2 separate regions of the Homo sapiens genome follow, and region 1 is linked to region 2. A link is an interaction called in ENCODE POLR2A ChIA-PET data of the cell type or tissue named here. Cell type or tissue: Panc1. All regions are shown on one strand. Each heading gives the region's core, and the rest is flanking DNA. Links, peaks and the distances in the headings are about the cores only. Region 1 holds the start of NCK1-DT (NCK1 divergent transcript). Region 2 overlaps PCCB (propionyl-CoA carboxylase subunit beta).

The links. ChIA-PET counts read pairs that join two places held together with the same protein. Peaks named below come from ENCODE experiments on the same cell type or tissue, not always from the same donor. Only the 100,000 strongest peaks of a DNase experiment are listed, where the experiment ranks them.
Region 1: POLR2A ChIA-PET joins it to region 2 with 9 read pairs; 2 of 35 experiments call an interaction of 5 or more read pairs at or near these places.

The regions. Positions count from the first base shown.
Region 1 is chr3:136,852,316-136,862,114 of GRCh38, reverse strand. It overlaps SLC35G2 (solute carrier family 35 member G2), which reads right to left. Exons shown (of 2, transcript NM_025246.3): 2 at 6,227-7,672. The coding sequence starts at 7,654. The coding sequence ends at 6,416. NCK1-DT (NCK1 divergent transcript) reads left to right here and starts at 52. Exons shown (of 3, transcript NR_110177.1): 1 at 52-368. RefSeq lists enhancers at 309-368, 929-978. In Panc1, for the core only: no CTCF peak of the experiment used is centred there; no DNase peak of the experiment used is centred there.
Region 2 is chr3:136,261,890-136,271,688 of GRCh38, reverse strand. PCCB (propionyl-CoA carboxylase subunit beta) reads right to left here. Exons shown (of 15, transcript NM_000532.5): 5 at 9,624-9,737. Among named protein-coding and RNA genes, the nearest start is that of PCCB, 16 kb to the right of the region's middle. In Panc1, for the core only: no CTCF peak of the experiment used is centred there; a DNase peak (open chromatin) is centred at 5,008.

The sequences.
Region 1 (9,799 bases), core at 3,860-6,359, 590 kb before region 2:
CTCTGCCGCACTGGGATTGGGCGGGCCCTCATGTCAATCAAGCGCCGTGCCTGATGTGGAGGGAGCGGAGGCTGCGCGGCGGAGAGTAGAGAGCTAGAGGGTGAGAAGCGCTGGGCCGGACCAGAACTGTCTTAGCTTTTCCCTCTGCGGCTGCTCTGGTTGGTTACTTTGAGCCTGCCTCCTCAGCGCCGCAGGAGAGACTTAACAGCAAAAATGACTGTGTCCTGAGTTCAGCCCCCACTGCTCTGGGAGCTTCCCCCTGGTTTCTGCACCTGAAGAATGTCATCCCAGCCGAAGGTTCTTAGGAGCGGGGAGCGACAAAGAAAAACAAAGAAAAGCAGACCTGAAAATTGGGACCTGGGAGAAATGTAAGACATGTGCTTAATTTGAGGCACAGACCAAAAGAAGCTGAGTCTGAGGGCCCTCTAAAAGTGTCCTCGTGCTTGGGCAGCTTACATTCTTGGCGGCAGTAGTGTTATGAAGAGGACCTTCGGAGCCAGGTCTGTCCATTCTTAGGGCTCCAGCCACTGGCTGAGGCATCAGTAAGTTGGTTCTTCCCCTCGCCGGTGCTGCAGGCCCCCTTCCCCGCCCCCGCGCCGTAACCTGCCTCTTTTTTTTTTTTTTTTGAAACGAGTTTCGCTCTGTCGCCAGGGTGGAGTGCAGTGGCACGATCTCGGCTCACTGCAACCTCCGCCTCCGGGTTCAAGCTATTCTCCTGCCTCAGCCTCCCGAGTAGCTGGGATTACAGGCATGTACCACCACGCCCAGCTAATGTTTTTGTATTTTTAGCAGTGACGGGGTTTCACCAGGATGGTCTCGATCTCTTGACCTCGTGATTCGCCAGCCTCGGCCTCCCAAAGTGCTGGGATTACAGGCGTGAGCCACCACGCCCAGCCGCCTCATCTCTTCTTAACCATCTTTGTGGCACAGTTTAGGATCGCTCCTCAGGGAAGCTTGCTCAGTTAGGTACCTTCCTTGGAGCACAGGTGTTTTCTCCATCCGAGCTATTGAAATGGTTTGCCTGTATGTCTACCTAGATTGTAAACTCCGTTGAATCAGTAACCATGTCTGTTCAGTTTCTCCCTAGGGCCTTGCAGTAGGGTAGATGGTCAGTAAATACTGTTTAAGGCATTAATACTTTTTATTTTAATCCTGGCCCTGGATATCAGCCTCAAAAGTTTGCAGTTTTCTGCATTTAACTTCAAAATTATTTACGTGATTGGTAATGCATGCATGTGGTTGGCCTGTGCTGTAATTTAGATGTTTGTTCCCCTAAACCTCCTGTTGAAATTTGATCCCCAATGTTGGAGGTGGGGACTAATGGGCAGTGTTGGGTCATGGAGGTGGTTCCTTCAGGAATAGATTAATGTCCTCCCTGGGGAGAGGGTAAATGAGTTCTCTTTATTTCCACCAGAGCTGGTTAAAAAGAACGTCGCACTTCCTTTCTTCTTTTGCGTCCTCTCTGGCCATGTAATCTCTGCACACACCAGCTCTCCTTTGCCTTCTGGCATGAGTAGAAGCAGTCTTAGGCTACCATCAGATGCAGATGCTCAGTCTTGAACTTTTCCAGACATCAGAACCATAAGCCGAAAAACCTTTTCTATTTCTAAATTATCCAGCTTTGGGTATTCCTTTCTAGCAACACTAAAGGGACTAAGACAGCCTGCCATATGTAGGATCACAAGGTCAAGCACAAATTTACCTATTTATGCTGTACTATCCTCAGGTTGACTGGGACAAGTAGACCATGAAACTGGGCAACAGCTACTCTATGTCTACATTCTGTTATTAGCATCCAAAGTGAATAATGGCGGTGAATTTTGAGTTTATTCTAAGGGTTTAAATAACTGCATATTTTATCATGACTGGTATGGACTGAATTGCATCCCCCCCAAAAATTCATACTGAAGCCCTCACTCCTAATGTGACTATATAAATGTTCCTTAACTTACAAAGGGGTTATGTTCCAATAAACCCACCATAAACTGAAAATACCTTAAGTTGAAAAGATCTTAAGTCAGAAATGCATTTAATGCTTCTAACCTACCAAACATCATAGCTTAGAGTAGCCTACCTAAAACATGCTCAGAATACTTACATTAGCTTTCAGTTAGGCAAAATCATCTAATACAAAGCTTATTTTTTAATAAAGTATTGAGTATTTCATGTAATCTACTAAATACTGAATGAAAAACTGGATGGTTTTATGGGTACTCAAAGTACAGATTCTAGAGTGCATATGGCTTTTGGACCATCATAAAGTCAAAAAAATCTTAAGTCAGGGACCATCTCTAGTTGGAGCTAGGCCTTTAGGGAGGTAATAAAAATTAAATTAGGTCATAAGGGTGGGGCCCTAATCCCATAAGATTAATGTCTTTATAGAAAGTGGCACCAGAGAGCTCTCTCCATTTGAGAACACAGCAAGCAGACAGACATCTGCAAGCCAGAGAGAGAGCCCTCACCCAAAACTGACCATGCTGGCACCCTCTTTTGGACCTCCCAACCTACATAACTTTGAAAAAATAAACTTCTGTTGTGTAAGCCACCCAATCTAGTATTTTATTATGGCAGCCCAAGCTAATACAATGGTTTTATTTGTTGATACATTTTATAAAGTTTACAGACTGAGATATTATATTCATTTTTGAAGAAACTTGTCCAGAGTTAAAACTGTTGCTGCAAAATCACCCATCAAACTGTTAGCACAGCGTGACTCAATTTTAATTCTAATTACATATTTAACATACGATGGAGGCAGAAGGTGTGAATATAAATACAACAGGTAAAATACAGAAATACAGTTCTTGCCTTCATGTAGCTTACCACCACCTTAAGTGGGGAAAATTAACCCAGCAAAAAGTATGCTGAAGTCATACATTTAGGGTTTTTGTTTGTTTGTTTGTTTTTTGAGATGGAGTCTCGCTTTTTTGCCCAGGTTGGAGTGCAGTGGCACCACCTCAGCTTATTGCAACCTCCACCTCCCGGGTTCAAGCAATTCTCCTGCCTCAGCCTCCCAAGTTGCTGGGACTACAGGCACACACCACCACACCTGGCTAATTTTTTGTATTTTTAGTAGAGACGGGGTTTCACAATGTTGGCCAGGCTTGTCTCAAACCCCTGACCTCAGGTGATCCACCCACCTCAGCCTCCCAAAGTGTTGGGATTACAGGCGTGAGCCACAGCACCCAGCTAGTTTATCCTCTTAATTTTCCTTCTTTAATCTTTCTCATCACTCATTCTTAACAGGAACTCTTTAAAAAAATTTAAGAAACCTCCAAAAATATATGCAAAAGAGGAGTCAAAGAAGAAAAATAAGCAAACAGCAATGAAAAAGGAAAGCATAGACTGGAAGGGCAGATAGGCAGAAAGGCATGTATGTAATTGCACTTAGAAGGGATGCAGTACATGTTTTAATGGGGTGGGAGCTGTCCCAGAGACTTCCTTTCACACAGTCTGTCTCCCCAGCTTCCAAATATAAACATGCACATGGCTGCTGCTTCCTCTCTTTCAGGGGAACTCAAACCAAAAACAGGAATCATCCTTGCTAATTAGTGCTGAGTGGATCAGGGACTAACCAGAATCAGGCAACAAGAAAATGTAAGTCAAAACTTATGATCAGCCCTGGCAACAGAGCTAGACCCTGTCTCTACAAAACAAAATTTTTTTTAATCAGCTGGGCATAGTGGCATGTGCCTGTAGTCCCAGCCACTCTGGAGGCTGAGGTGGGAGGATGGCTTGAGCCCAGGAATTTGAGGCTGCAATGAGCTATGATCACACCACATCTCAAAACAAAAACAAAACTTATCTAGGGACTACACGTGGAGCTTTGGATATGGGCAGCTAATCTGTCTATGATTAAAAACACGCAGGTGGCTTACTTTATTAATCCAAAATAAAAGAATTTGGGAACACAAGAAAGGGAAAAATGAGCCTCCATGTCAAGACCTTTCCCAGAAACCTGATAGCTTATAGTTAGAAATTGTTATAGACAGTCCAGTGCAAGGAGGACATTAAGCCACAGGGGAAAGGAGTTGTGTGGCCAGGTTAGTCAGGCAATTAACTAGAAAAAATCTGTCCACATAGAGGAGCCTGCATAATAAAAAGGTATTAAACGATAGTAGAATATTGCTAGAGCAGAAGATAGCTAGAAATATAATCAATAACCAGGTTATGGAAGTCAGGCACCTTAGAGTTTATCCTATAGGCAATGAGAAGCCATTCAAAGGGTTTTTGTTTTTGTTTTCAGCACTTTAAAGATGTCATTCTCGTTTTCCAGCCTCCATTATATCTGTGAGAAACTAGTTGTAATTCTTATCATTGTTTTCTTGTATGTCTTATGCCTTTTTCTATGAATGCTTTTAAGATTTTGTTTATATTTATCAAAAGTTAACACTGATGTTTCTAGGTGTCTTTTTCTATGAATGCTTATAAGATTTTCATTATATTTATCAAAAGTTACACTGTGATGTTTCATTACACTGTGATGTTTCATTACACTGTGATGTTTGTTTTGGTTTTGGTTTTGTATTTATCCTGCTTGGGGTTCATTTCATTCCCTGGGTCTGTGGATTGCTGGTTTCTCATTTTCTTTTCTTTTCTTTTTTTTTTTTTATCAAATTTGGAAGACTTTTGTCCAGTATTTCTTCAAATTTTTTTTTCTGTCCCATTCTGTTTCTCCTCTTCTTCTGGGACTACAATTACACTCATGCTAGACTTCTCAGTACTTAGTACAGGTCATTCAGGCTCTGTTCATTCTTTTTTCAGTTTGTATAATTTCTATTGAGAGCCACTGTCTAGTAATCCCTGAAAAAATCTAAATGTTGACATTTTCCCAAAGCACAGTACCCTGCTGATGGCTGTAGTTTCCTTTGGGGAAGGTTTAGAGATATGTTAGTCAGGAAATCAGAAATTAGATGATATTACTACAGAGAGGATTTAGTATTGAGTTTTCATTGACTGAAAAAGCAAAAACGGAACACTGAGGTTACCCAGAGGTGATAACTGCAGGGAGCAGCTGTCAATGATAGATCTAGTGAAAATGGGGACTCAAGGTGGATTATCAGGTCTCAGAAACTCAGACAAATGACCTGGCTGAGTATTGCTCAGACCCCTGAGAGGATGCTGTCTGGCTGATCCTACTACTTCAGGGAAGGATATGATGAGGCTAGTTGTGGATGGGGAGGATGTCAAAAGAAGCTCAAGGCTGAAATCAATTGCTGCTGCTGGAGCAAAGGGCTCTTGCTTGTTGCTGGGATAACAGTGACAGAAACTGCAAACAAATGGAAAGGAGGAAGTCCCTTCTTCCCTTCTGCCTTCCAGTCTCCCTCTAATGCCCTTTATTGATGGAACCTAGTGAGACACCAGCTGACATAGAAAAAAATGTAGTTTGCAGGGTTTGAGCCACAGCATTACAGAGAAATGTATAGAAGGGGGAATGTGGACCTGAGACAATAGTTTAATAAACAGTACCATATCATTTATTTGTGCTAAATTGGTAAGAATGGCCAAAATTAGACTTAATGCCATCATATGTGCTTTTACAGACTTTTAGACCTTTTTGAAAAGAATCTCAGGATACCATGTCAATTTTCTGCTACATTATGATTACTGTTGGTGCCTTTTTCAGGAGTAAGGAGTACTTTTACTGCAGCTCACACATACACTAGCCACAAAATCATAAACAAGGGCAGCCTTGGAAGAGATCTACATAACTGAGGATAAGCAGACCCTACCCCAACGTTAGGTCTCCAAACATCAGGGACAAAATGGCATGGGCTAGGTAGGACTGGCAAGAATCCACACTTCTCCCTATTTCTATTTCCTATGTATCGCCTAATGTGCTCATAATAAGGAGAAAACCAATTTCCTGTTCTAACTTTGGACAGCCACCCATTGTCATTAAAAAACCACTTATTTTCCCTTCTTTCCTCTTTTCTTGCCTCAACCCAGGCTCCTTTACCCAGCCCTATGACTTCTAGTTTTCTAATGCAAGTAGATGACAAAACAGGGTTTGGTGTTCAACATTTCACCTTATAGTGTATTTTTCACAAATGAAGGAGTTTTGTTGAACATTTGTAGAACATTTCTAATTTTTGAACTTCAGTTCCATCTGAAAGGGGTCATTTCTTTGAGTCTTCTATTATTTAGTAATAGCAGTTAACATTCTCCTTCTACTACAATTTACCTGGAAAGACACCCATAAATACCAATAAAGATACCAGATTCATAACGTATTTCATATATTTAATATTTGTATTTGAATATATTAGACTAGAATAAATTTTCTGCATTTGTATATATTATATATTTTATAGCACTCTGTCAGTTATATAACACAAAAGACATTCATAGGTAAACATTAAAATGGCAGTATACATAATAACTGAACATTAATGAGACAATAATAATCAGGTATTCATTTAATGGGAGAGTCTAGTATTTCCTGGTAGTCCTGCTTTCTTAAATTCCTCCAGTAAAGTTTATAGCCAGCAAGGACAAAAACACTAATCATAATGATTACCCCTCCAAAAACATCATAGATGCTAGGAAATATGTGCAGCACGAGAAGCTGCAAGACCATAGCTACCACAATCTCCAAATGTTGTACTGTGCTAACCAAAGCTGGATGGAATTTGTCCAAGGCATAATAAACTCCTAAGAATGCTGCAGTAGAACAGACACATATAGCAATGAGATAACTCCAGGTTTCTCCATCTAATGGGATGATGGGTTCTTGAAGAATAAACATAGTAGATATTCCCCAAATTGTCCCAGTCCAACCAAAAGTAAACAGTGCAGTCCACATGCTGATCTTCTCCTTGATGGATCTGTATACTATCATTGAGAGAGCAGTGGTCAGTCCAGCCATCACAGTCATGGTGTACCCAAAGGCTTCTTTCCAGGCATTTAACAAAGAATTGTCTTCATCAACAATGTTTGGGATCATGACAAGACAAACACCTAAGATGCTGCAAACAACTGTAGCCATGTCAACATAAGCCATTTTCTCATCTACGAGTAAAAAAGCCAAAATGGCACTGAAGACTGTAGTTGTGGCTCTCCACATAGTGGTCCCATTGCTGGGAGGAACTATTGAAAATGATGTATAAGCACAAGTGATAGAAATGACATTGCATACACCATAAAAGAAGAGTCGTAATCTGTATCCACTGGGTCCAAAGGGGGCCTCCTGATAGTAACACACAACTAACACAGATAAGACCTGAAAAACAGAACGGATAAAAATCAGTTCTAGAGATGGAACTTTAGACCGATCAGAAACAAGCCTAGTGATAAGAGCTACACATCCATGAGCCAAAGCAGATCCAAACAGCACTATCCACATTTTTCGGGATTGAAAAATGTTTTTTTCTGCAAAGCTCTGGAATTGTCCAATCTCATTGATCATTGGGTCTTCTGTTGGTGGAGGTAGGGTATCCATGGTTCCAAAGAAAGCTCTCCCTTTTTTTTTCATTTCACTCAGCAGACCTTTCTTTGGATTTTCCTCCATAAAATTTCCATAGCCTTCATTGATTTCTTCATATCCATCATCGCCAGGCTGGGGATAATGAGAAGTATATTTCACCATCACTGTGTTGGGATGTATTTTCACCCGTTTTTTAACTGGATATTTTCTGGAGGGAGAAGTATCCATTTCTTCAGATAATCAATTCTATTTAAAGAAAAAAATTGACAAAAAGACATTCATTTCATTGAAAATTTAATTTCTATTATAATCATATGCATCAATTCAATGATAGAAAGTAGAGGCTGTAACAGTAGTCCAGAAAAAAAAGAAATTAGAGATGATCTGGCAATATGCCTTATCAGATGTATGGTACCTACTGGAATTGTTTACCCTTTTTTCACTCTCATCTGAAGTCTGTCTCCATTTCTCTTTGCTTACTTGTTTAATTCAGCTCTATCTTCTATCTTTATACCACAAACGGATTTTTCCATCTTTTCATTCCTACCTGTTTCTCCACCTATCCAACAAGCAAAACACAGAAAGATAAATAATAACTTAGGTCAAACCTTTCCTTCTCATTGGGTCCATTTGCCTGTTATAAATTATTAGTTAAGTCCAAAGTATTTTGTATAATCAATTCTGTATAATACCAGAATTCACCTTATAAATTATAGTGATTTTTAAACATTTATTCTGGACTCCCCATAAGTTTTGAGATATAAAAATACACTGAAATTAGAACATAAATAACATGAATTTAGTAACACTCATGCATTGTTGGTAGAAAGGTTAAATTGTACAACCTCTCTCGTGAACAGTTGGACCATATGTATTAAGATTTTAACTATCCTCTACTCAGCAATACCACTTTTAAGATTTTATGCTAAAGAGATGATCACAAGATGCTTTTTACATTCTGAATAAAAAAGGGGGGGAATAAGAATACGTATTTATATTTGTTTACATAACAAAGAAATTATATAAAGATGCCAAGAAAACTAATGGTGGTTCAGGTGACAGGAGGAACAAGAATGGAAGAAAACCTTTTTGTTATTTATTTTTTTACATTTTTATTTTTGAATTGTGATATTATCCAAAAATAGAATTAAAATGTTTATCTGTTACTTAAGAAAAAGAATATACCAAAAAATGTGGGGAAAATGTACATACAGGAGAGTTCATTGTAGCTTACTACAATGAATGTTCATACAATGGAATACTATGCTATCTATTAAAAATGACAGTGTAGGCACGGTGGCTCACACCTGTAATCCCAGCATTTTGGGAGGCTGAGGCGGGCGGATCACTTGAGGCCAGAAGTTTGAGAGGAGTTGGCCAGCCTGGCCAACATGGTGAAATGCCATTTCTACTAAAAATACTAAATTTAGCCGGGCCTGGTGGTATGTGTCTGTAATTCCAGCTACTCGGGAGGCTGAGGCATGAGAATCACTTGAATTCAGGAAGCAGAGGTTGCAGTGAGCCAAGATTGTGCTACTGCACTCCAGCCTGGGTGACAGAGCGAGACTCTGTCTCAAAACAAAACAAAACAAAAACGATGTCCACTATATAATGTCAAGTGGGAAAAAAAGTTGAACTTACTGTAAGAATTAAATAAAATAATGCATATAAACAATTTGCCACAGTGCTGGCATATAGTAAACTCTCAATAAATGTTAGCAATAAATTTGGCTTCCTTTCACCTATAACAACTTTATGAAACACTGGGTATCTTCTACAATATTATTATTTCTTTTAGACCTTTATTTTTTCACTTGGTTCTTTCTTTCCTTCCTTTCAACAATTTCCTATTTCCCTCCCAATGATCCTCTCCTCCCGCTTAAAAAACAAAAAAGAGACCAGGCACGCTGGCTCATGCCTGTAATCCCAGCACTTTGGGAGGCCGAGGTAGGCAGATCACCTGAGGTCAGGAGTTCGAGACCTGCCTGGCCAACATGGTAAAATCCTGTCTCTACTAAAAATGCAAAAATTAGCTGGGAATGGTGGCAGGTGCCTGTAATCCCAGCTACTCAGGAGGCTGAGGTAGGAGAACTGCTTGAACCCAGGAGACGGAGGTTGCAGTGAGCCAAGATTGTGCCACTGCACTCCAGCATCAGCAACAGAGCAAGACTCCATCTCAAAAAAAAAAAAAGAAAAAGAAAAAAAATCTTTTTTTTTCTTCCTCGTGACTCCCTGATTTCTTGCCAAAAACTCATCGGTTCCAGGATCTTAAACAATGGCCCAGAAATAAAATCTCATTTTGTTCTTCGACACCATCTGGGGAGCTAACTGTTCTATTCCTATTTACTCCTTTCTTTTCTAAAAGGCACCACC
Region 2 (9,799 bases), core at 3,884-6,383:
AATAGCTCTGCTATACACCAACAATAACCAAAGTGACAATCAAATCAAGAACTCAATTCCTTTTACAACAGCTGCAAAAAATAAAATAAAATACCTAGGAATATACCTAACCAAGGAGGTGAAGATCTCTACAAGTGAAACTACAAAACGCTGCTGAAAGAAACTATACATGACACAAACAAATGAAAACACATCTCATGCTCATGGAGGTAAGAATCAATATTGTGAAAACGATCATATGGCCCAAAGCAATCTACAGATTCAATGCAATTCCCATCAAAACACTACCATTACCATCATCATTTTTCACAGAACTAGAAAATACAATCCTAAAATTTATATGGAACCAAAAAAGAGTCCAGATAGCCAAAGCAATACTAAGCAAAAAGAACAAATCTGAAGGCATCACATTACCAGACTTCCAAGACTTAAATCTAAGACCTGAAACCATAAAAATTCTGCAACATTGGAAAAACTCTTCTGAACACTGGCCCAGGCAAAAAATCCATGACTAAGACCCCAAAAGCTAATGCAACAAAAACAAAAATAAATGGGACCTAATTAAACTAAAAAGCTTCTGCACAGCAAAAGAAGTAATCAGCAAAGAGCCAACTCACAGAGCTGGAGAAAATATTTGCAAACTATGCACCTGACAAAGGACCAGTATGCAGAATCTACAAGGAACTCAAATCAGCAAGAAAAAATAATCCCATCAAAAAGTAGGCAAAGGACATGAATAGACATTTCTCAAAAGAAGATATACAAATGGCCAACAAACATGAAACAAAATGCTCACATCACTATCAGGAAAATGCAAATGAAAACCACAATGAGATACCACCTTACTCCTACAAAAACGGCCATAATTAAAAAGTCAAAAAACAGCCGGGCGCAGGGGCTCATGCCTGTAATCCCAGTAATTTGGGAGGCCAAGGCAGGTGGATCACCTGAGGCCAGGAGTTTGAGACCAGCCTGACCAATATGGTGAAACCCTGTCTCTACTACAAATACAAAAATTAGATGGGTGTAGTGGCGTGTGCCTGTAGTCCCAGCTACTCGGGAGGCTGAGACAGGAGAACTGCTTTAACCCACAAGGTGGAGACTGCAGTGAGCCGAGATCGCGCCATTGTACTCCAGCCTGAGAAACAGAGCAAGACTCTGCCTACAGCGGGAAAAAAAAAAATGTCAAAAAACAACAGATGTGGCCGGGCACTTCATGTAACTTGTGTGAGTGTTCTGTCTTACTGAAATCAGAAAAGTTCATAACCAGTGCATAGGGAACCTACCTCACAGAGGCAACCCTTCCAACTCATTCTATGAGGTGAGAATTACTGTAATACCAAAACCAAAAGAAAAAATCACAAGGTAACTGTAGGTCAATGTTTCTTACTAATATTGATTCAAAAGTACTCAAGGAAATACTGGCAGAGCCCAGCACCTTCCAAAAAAGGATGATATACCATGACCAAGTAGGATTTATCACAGAAATACAAGGTTGGTTTAACATTCTAAAAACCAGTAATGTTACATACCATATCATTAGAATAAAGAACAAAAAACACATGATTATCTCACAGATGCAGAAAAAAGCATTTGACAATATTAAATACCCTTCATGATAAAAACACTCAAAAAATTAGAAGTAGAAAGGAACTTCCTCAACCTTCAAGAGAATGTCCAAAAAAAAAAAAAAAACACACACCAGTTAACATCATGCTTAATGGTGAAGAATGAATGCTTTCTCCTTAAGATTAGGAACAAGACAAGGATGTCCACTCTTATTTTTTTTTTTTTTTTTTTTTTGAGACAGAGTCTCACTCTGTCACCCAGGCTGGAGTGCAGTAGCACGATCTCGGCTCACTACAGGCTCCGCCTCCCGGGTTCACGGCATTCTCCTGCCTCAGCCTCCCGAGTAGCTGGGACTACAGGCACCCGCCACCACACCCGGCTAATTTTTTTGTATTTTTAGTAAAGACAGGGTTTCACCGTGTTAGCCAGGATGGTCTCTATCTCCTGACCTCGTGATATGCCCACCTCGGCCTCCCAAAGTGCTGGGATCACAGGCGTGAGCCACCGCACCCGGCCAAGGATGTCCACTCTTACCACTTCTACTTAACACTGTACTACAGGTTCTAAGCAGAGCAATTAGCAAGAAAAAGAAATAAAAGGCATCCAGATTAGAAAGGAATAAGTAAAACTGCCTCTATTTGCAGAAGACATGATTGTGTATATAGAAAATCCAAAGAAATACACACATACACACACACCCCCTATTCAAGCTAATACACAACCTCAGCAAAGCAGTATACAAGATCAACATATGAAAATCAATTGTATCTCTATACATTTGCAAAGAATCCAAATAGGAAATTAACAAGATAATTCCATTCTAAATAGCATCACAAAGAGTAAAATATTTTGTTTTGTTTTGAGACGGAGTCTTGCTCTGTCACCCAGGCTGGAGTCTGCAACCTCCGCCTCCTGGATTCAAGCGATTCTCCTGCCTCAGCCTTCTGAGTAGCTGGGATTACAGGCATGCACCACAACACCTGGCTAATTTTTGTATTTTTAGTAGAGACAGGGTTTCACTATGTTAGCCAGGCTAGTCTCGAACTTGTGACCTCAGGTGATCCCCCTGCCTTGGCCTCCCCAAGTGCTAGGATTACAGGCGTGAGCCACTGCACCTGGCCAGAGTGAAATATTTTAGGTATAAGTTTAACAAAAGAAGTGCAAGACAGGTATGCTGCAAATTACAAAATATTGCTGAGACAAAGTATAGAGCTACATAAACAGAGAAACATTCCATCTACGTGGAGTGGAAGACTCAATATGTTAGGATGTAAATTCTCACCAAATTCATCTACAGACTCAATGCAGTTCCTATCAAATCTCAGCAGGCATTTTTGTAGAGTTAAGAGCTGATCGGGCTGGGTGCGGTGGCTCACGCTTGTAATCCCAGCATTTTCAGAGGCCGAGGCGGGTGGATCACCTGAGATCAGGTGTTCAAGACCAGCCTGACTAACATGGTGAAACCCTATCTCCACTAAAAATACAAAAATTAGCTAGGTGTGCTGGCACGTGACTGTAATCCCAGCTACTCGGGAGGCTGAGGCAGGAGAATCGCTTGAACCCAGGAGGTGGAGGTTGCAGTGAGCTGAGATCATGCCACTGTGCTCCAGCCTGGGCTACAAAGCGAGACTACATCTAAAAAAAAAAAAAAAAACCAAGTTGGAGGATTTTACACAACTTCAAAACTCCTATAAACTACAGTAATCAAGACAGTGTGGTTCTATTTTAAGGACAGACATAGAACAATGGAAGAACTGAGAGTTCAGAAACAAACCCTTACATTTATGATCAACTGATATTTTTATCAATGTGTCAAGACAATTCAATGGGGAAAGAATAGTTATGTCAATTAATGGTGGGAGACAAGAGTGATGTTAGACTCTTCTGTCACACCATATACAAAAATTAACTCAAAATGGATCACAGACCTACTATAAGAAAGCTGGCTGGGCTCTCTTATATGTACTTGTGTATGTAGATATATATATATATATATACATATATATATATATATATATATATATATATATATCTACACACACACACACACACACGCACACACACACACACTAGCCAGGTTTGGTGGCAGGCACCCATAATCCCTGAGATAGCGCCATTGCACTCCATCCTGGGCGACAAGAGTGAAACTCCATCTCAAAAAAAAAAAAAAAAAAAGAGCCAAACCTACAAAAAAAACTCCATGAAGAAAACAAAATCTTCATGACTTTGTATTACAAGTTTTTACATATGACAATAGAAGCATGACCCACAAAAGAAAACTTGATAAACTGGACTTCAAAATTAAAAACTTCTCCACCTCAAAAGCCACCAGAGGCTGGGCACATCGGCTCATGCCAGTAACACCAGCACTCTAGGAAGCCGAGGTAGGAGGACAGTTTAAGTCCAGAAGTTTGAGAACAGCCTGGGCAACATAGTGGGACCCTCACCTCTACAAATAATGAAAAAAAATTGCCAGATGTGGTAGCATGTGCCTGTGGTCTCAGCTACTCAGGAGGATGAGGCAGGAGGACTGCCTGACCCCGGGAAGTCCAGGCTGCAGTGAGCCATGATTACACCACTACACTTCAGCCTGGGTGACAGAGTGAGACCCTAGCTCAAAAAAAAAGCCACCACAGGCTTGGGGCAGTGGCTTGTAATCCCTGCACTTCGGGATGCCGAGGCAGATCGCTTGAGACCAGGAGTTCAAGACCAGGCTGGGCAATGTAGTAAGACCCCATCTCTACACACAAAAGAAATTTTTCAAAAATTAGCTGGGTGTACTAGTGTGTGCCTATAGTCCTAGCTACTCCGTAGGCTAAGGCAGGAGGATTGCTTGAGCCCAGAGTTCAAGGCTGCAGTGAGCTGTGATTGCACTAACGCACTCTAGCCCAGGCAACAGAGCAAGACCCTGTCTCTAAAAAATAAAATAAAAATAGGCTGAGTGTGCTGGCTCACGCCTGTAACCCCAGCACTTTTAGAGGCCAAGGGAGGCAGATCACCTGAGCTCAGGAGTTCAAGACCAGCCTGGGCAACATGGTGAAACCCTATCTCTACTAAAAATACAAAGAAATTAGCTGGACGTGGTGGCATGCACCTGTAATCCCAGCTACTTGGGTGACTGAGGCACGAGAATCACTTGAACCCAGGAAGTGGAGGTTGCAGTGAGCTAAGATCACACCACTGAACTCCAGCCTGGAGGACAGGGTGAGGCTGTCTCAAAAAATAAAAAATAAAAATAAAAATAAAGCTACCACTAAGAAAGAAAAGACAAGCCACAGACTGGGAGAAAATACTTACAAATCATATATATGATAAAGGACTTGTATCCAGAATATATGAAGAACTCTTACAACTCAAAAACCCAATTACGAGATGGACAAAAGATCTGAATAGACATTTCAGCAAAGAAGGTTTACAAATGACTAATATGTACATAAAGATGCTCAACATGATTAGTCATCTGAGAAATGCAAACTAGAACTACAGTGAGATACCATTACACACCACTAAAATGGCTATAGTCAAAAAGACTGGACCAGGCACAGTGGCTCACGCCTGTAATTCCAACACTTTGGGAGGTTGAGGCAGGAGGATCGCTTGACCCCAGGAGGTCGAGGCTGCAGTGAGCTGTGATCATGCCACTGTACTCCAGCCTGAACAACAGAGTGAGACCCTGTCTCAAAAAAAGACTGGCTGGGTGCGGTGGCTCACGCCTGTAATCCCAGCACTTTGGGAGGCCAAGGCAGATGGATCGTTTGAAGTCAGGAGTTCAAGACCAGCCTGGCCAACATGGTGAAACCCTGTCTCCACTAAAAATACCAAAATTAGCCAGCCATGGTGGCACATGCCTGTAATCCCAGCTGCTCGGGAGGCAGAGGCAGGGCAATCACTTGAACCTGGGAGGCAGAGGTTACAGTGAGCCCAGACTGCACCATAGCACTCCAGCCTGGGCCACAGAGTGAGACTCCATCTCAAAAAAAAAAAAAAACCAAGGCTGGGCATGGTGGTGGCTCACACCTGTAATCCCAGCACTTTGGGAGGCTGAGGTGGGCAGATCACGAGGTCAGGAGATCGAGACCATCCTAGCTAACATGGTGAAACCCAGTCTCTACTAAAAATACAAAAAATTAGCCGGGCGTGATGGCAGGTGCCTGTAGTCCCAGCTACTCGGGAGGCTCAGGCAGGAGAATGGCGTGAACCCAGGAGGTGGAGCTTGCAGTGAGCCGAGATCGCACCACTGCACTCCAGCCTGGGCGACAGGGCAAGACTCTGTCTCAAAAAAAAAAAAACAAAAAAAGACTGACAATACCAAGTATCAACAAAGATATGGAGAACCTGCAACCCTGAACACATTGCTCATGGTAATGTAAATGGTTTAGTTGTTTTGGAAAACCATCTGGCAATTTCTTAAAAAGTTATAAACAAGCTTATCATAAAACCTACAATCCCACTCTTAGGTACCTATCTATCCAAGGGTTATGAAAACATATATCCACACAAAGTAATACACAAATGTTCACAGTAGCATTTACTCATGATAGCCAGGAACCAGAAACAATCCAAATATCCTTCAACTGGTAAATGATGAAAATACATAAAATATTCAATAGATATTATTCACCAATAAAAAGGAACAAACTGATACATATTACAATATAAATGAACCTCAAAAAACATGGTGCTTAGTGAAAGGAGTCAGATGGAAAAATTTGTAAAATAAGAAAGTTGGGTGAGGAATTGACTGTGGTTAGGTGGGAACTGACTGCAAACAGGCAAGAAGGTATTTTTGGAGTGAGTGGCAGGTTTGAAAACTAGATTATGGCTGTACAACTCTAAAAATTAATTTAAAATTACTGAATTATATTTTCACAATGGGTGGATTTTATGGTTTGTAAATTATATCTCAATAAAGCTACTTTTCTTTTTTGAGATGGAGTCTCGCTCTGTCACCCAGGCTGGAGTGCAGTGGCATGATCTCAGTTCACTGCAACCTCCACCTCTCAGGTTCGAGCAATTCCCTGCCTCAGCCTCCCGAGTAGCTGGGATTACAGGCGCTCGCCATCACGCCCGCCTAATTTTTGTATTTTTAGTAGAGACAGGGTTTCACCATCTTGGCCAGGCTGGTCTTGAACTCCTGACCTAGTGATCCACCCACCTCGGCCTCCCAAAGTGCTGGGATCACAGGCATGAGCCACCGTGCCCGGCCCTATTAAGCATTAAGCTCTTTTTTTTTTTTTTTTTTTTTGAGACGGAGTCTTGCTCTGTCGCCCAGGCTAGAGCGCGGTGGCGCAATCTTGGCTGACTGCAAGCTCTGCCTCCCGGGTTCATGCCGTTCTCCTGCCTCAGCCTCCCAAGTAGCTGGGACTACAGGCGCCCGCCACCACACCTGGCTAATTTTTTGTTTTTTTTTAGTAGAGATGGGGTTTCACCGTGTTAGCCAGGACGGTCTTGATCTCCTGACCTCGTGATCCACCTGCCTCGGCCTCCCAAAGTGCTGGGATCATAGGTGTGAGCCACCACACCTGGCCAAAGCTATTTTTTAAAATATCAAGATCATGGAGAACAAAGACAGGAACTGCTCCAGATCAAAAAAGATTAAAAAGAGATAACATCTAAAGTCAATGCTTTATTCTGGATTGGATCCTGGCCAGGAGGAACATATATATATATACATATATACACACACACATATATATGAGAGACAGAGACAGAAAGAGCGAGAGCGCGCACATAGAAAGTGCACACATGCCCAGAGCACACACTATAAAGGACTTAAGTCCTGAATAAGGATAATGAATTAGAATAACATCGATGAATCGATGTTAAATTTCCTGATTTTTATTACTGTATTCTGGTTATTTAAGAGAATATCTTTATTCTTTAGAAATACCCAATGAAGAACTTAGGAGGTAAAGAAGACATAGTATCTCCAATTTATTCTCAAATATTTCAGAAAAATGTAACATGCAAATATGTATATATGGAGAGAGAATAACAGAACAAATGGAGAAAATGTAAACAACTGGTGAATCTGGGAAAAGGACATATAGGAGTTCCCATACTATTCTTGTCATTTTTCTGTGAAGTTTGAATTTTTTTTTTTTTTTTGAGACAGAGTCTTGCTCTGTCACCCAGGTTGGAGTGCAATGGCACAATCTTGGCTCACTGTAACCTCTGTCTCCCAGGTTCAAGCAGTTGTCCCACCTCAGCCTCCTGAGTAGTTGGGATTACAGGCATGTGCCACCATGCCCAGCTAATTTTTGTATTTTTAATAGAGACAGGATTTCACCATGTTGGCCAGGCTGGTCTTGAACTCCTGACGTCAAGAGATCTACCTGCCTTGGCCTCCCAAAGTGCTGAGACTGCAGGTGTGAGCCACCGTGCCCAGGCTGAAGTTTGAAATTTTATCAAAATAAAAAGTTACCAAAAAATAACACAGGCAGGAATAAGTGAGTGGAGGTATCAATATGACAAGCAGCATTAGTAAGCAATTAATTAAGCAATGAAGATCTGAAAGTAAAGACTAGCCCTTGAAAACAAAAATTAAAAGCCAGGCGTGGTGACTCACTCCTGTAATCCCAGCACTTTGGGAGGCAAACGCAGGCCAATCGCTTGAGTCCAGAAGTTCAAGATAAGCCTGCGCAGCATGGCAAAACCCCGCCTCTATAAAAAAAATACAAAAAAAAATTCACCGGATGTGGTGGTGCATGCCTGTGGTGCCAGCTATTCAGGAGACTGAGGTGGGATGATCGCTTGAGCCCAGGAGGCTGAGGTTGCAGTGAGCAGAGATCATGCCACTGCATTCCAGCCTGGCCAACCAAGACACTGTCTCTAAATAAATAAATATTAAAAAAAAAAAAAAAAACCAGCTGGGCGCGGTGGCTCACACCTGTAATCCCAGCACTTTAGGAGGCCGAGGTGGGCGGATCACAAGGTCAGGAGTTCGAGACCAACCTGGCTAATATGGTGAAACCCCGTCTCTACTAAAAATACAAAAATTAGCTGGGCGTGGTGGCAGACGCCTATAGTCCCAGCCACTCGGGAGGCTGAGGCAGGAGAATCACTTGAGCCCAGGAGGCAGAGGTTGAAGTGAGCCGAGATCGGGCCACTGCACTCCAACCTGGGAGACAGAGCCAGACTCTGTCTCAAAAAAAAAAAAAAAAAACCTCCTCCAGACCCATAAAGATGTATTCAACTAGATGATATTCTAAAATCCAGTCAAGCTCTAAAATGTGGTGGTTTATCACCACGTCTCTGAGGGCCGCTCTTTTGTTTCTAAACAGGAATGACTTCCAGGCCTAAACTGCTTAGGCCAAGCCATCCACAGAAGTAAGCCTGCAGAGCAGGGATGATAAGAGTGGCTGGCCTGATTAAAAACAATGTCTGCCTGTCTCCTTCCTTTCTTCTCCCTGGAAATGTTGCCAGTTTCTGTCTGCAGTATCTCTCTCCCTCATCCCAGCCTCTTACTGTATCTCTCACAAATATACTTTATACTTCACATAACACATTATTTTATGTTTCTTTTCATTTCTTTCTCTCATAATTTCAGTCTGTAAATAAGCAAAGAGATATCAGTAATGAGGTTCGCCAAATGTTTCTGAATGGTAGGATCTGGGGTGATTTCATTCTTCTTTGCACTGTGGCTTGGACTTTATTTAATAATCCTGTAGTGTTTTAACTAAAAAATAAAAAAGGTGCTACATTTTTTAAAACTTCTAATTCAAGCACATCAGTTCATTTTAACTTTTCATATTTCCTCTCCCTTGCTTTCAAAAAAAGAAAAACATTTTCAAGTGCTTTTCCCTTATGAACGATCTTTAACTGTAATTTCCCCTGTGAGTGGCCCTCTGTTAGAAAAAATGAAAACCCTCTCTTCCCACTCTCTCTTGCTTTTCATCTACCCTTCATCCCACCCCCAGTGACACAGAAAGGACCCACAGAACAGACACAATGCGGCAGAGAACAATGAGGAGAGTTGGAGAAGCTCTGGCCAGGCCATGGCTTAGAGAACTTAAGCCCTGTATTTTTTTATTCTCTATTAACAGGTTTCTCACCAGAAAGATGTCTGCATAGCCAGCCAAAGACTCCACTCCTTCTTGGATCCGTGCTCCCCCAGAGTCATTCAGCCCAATCACTGGAGCCCCCACCGTTATGGCCTGGTCCATGATCTGAGACAGCAGAGAAATCTTTTATTGAGACAAATGTTCTTGATATAAAAAACGACATTCAC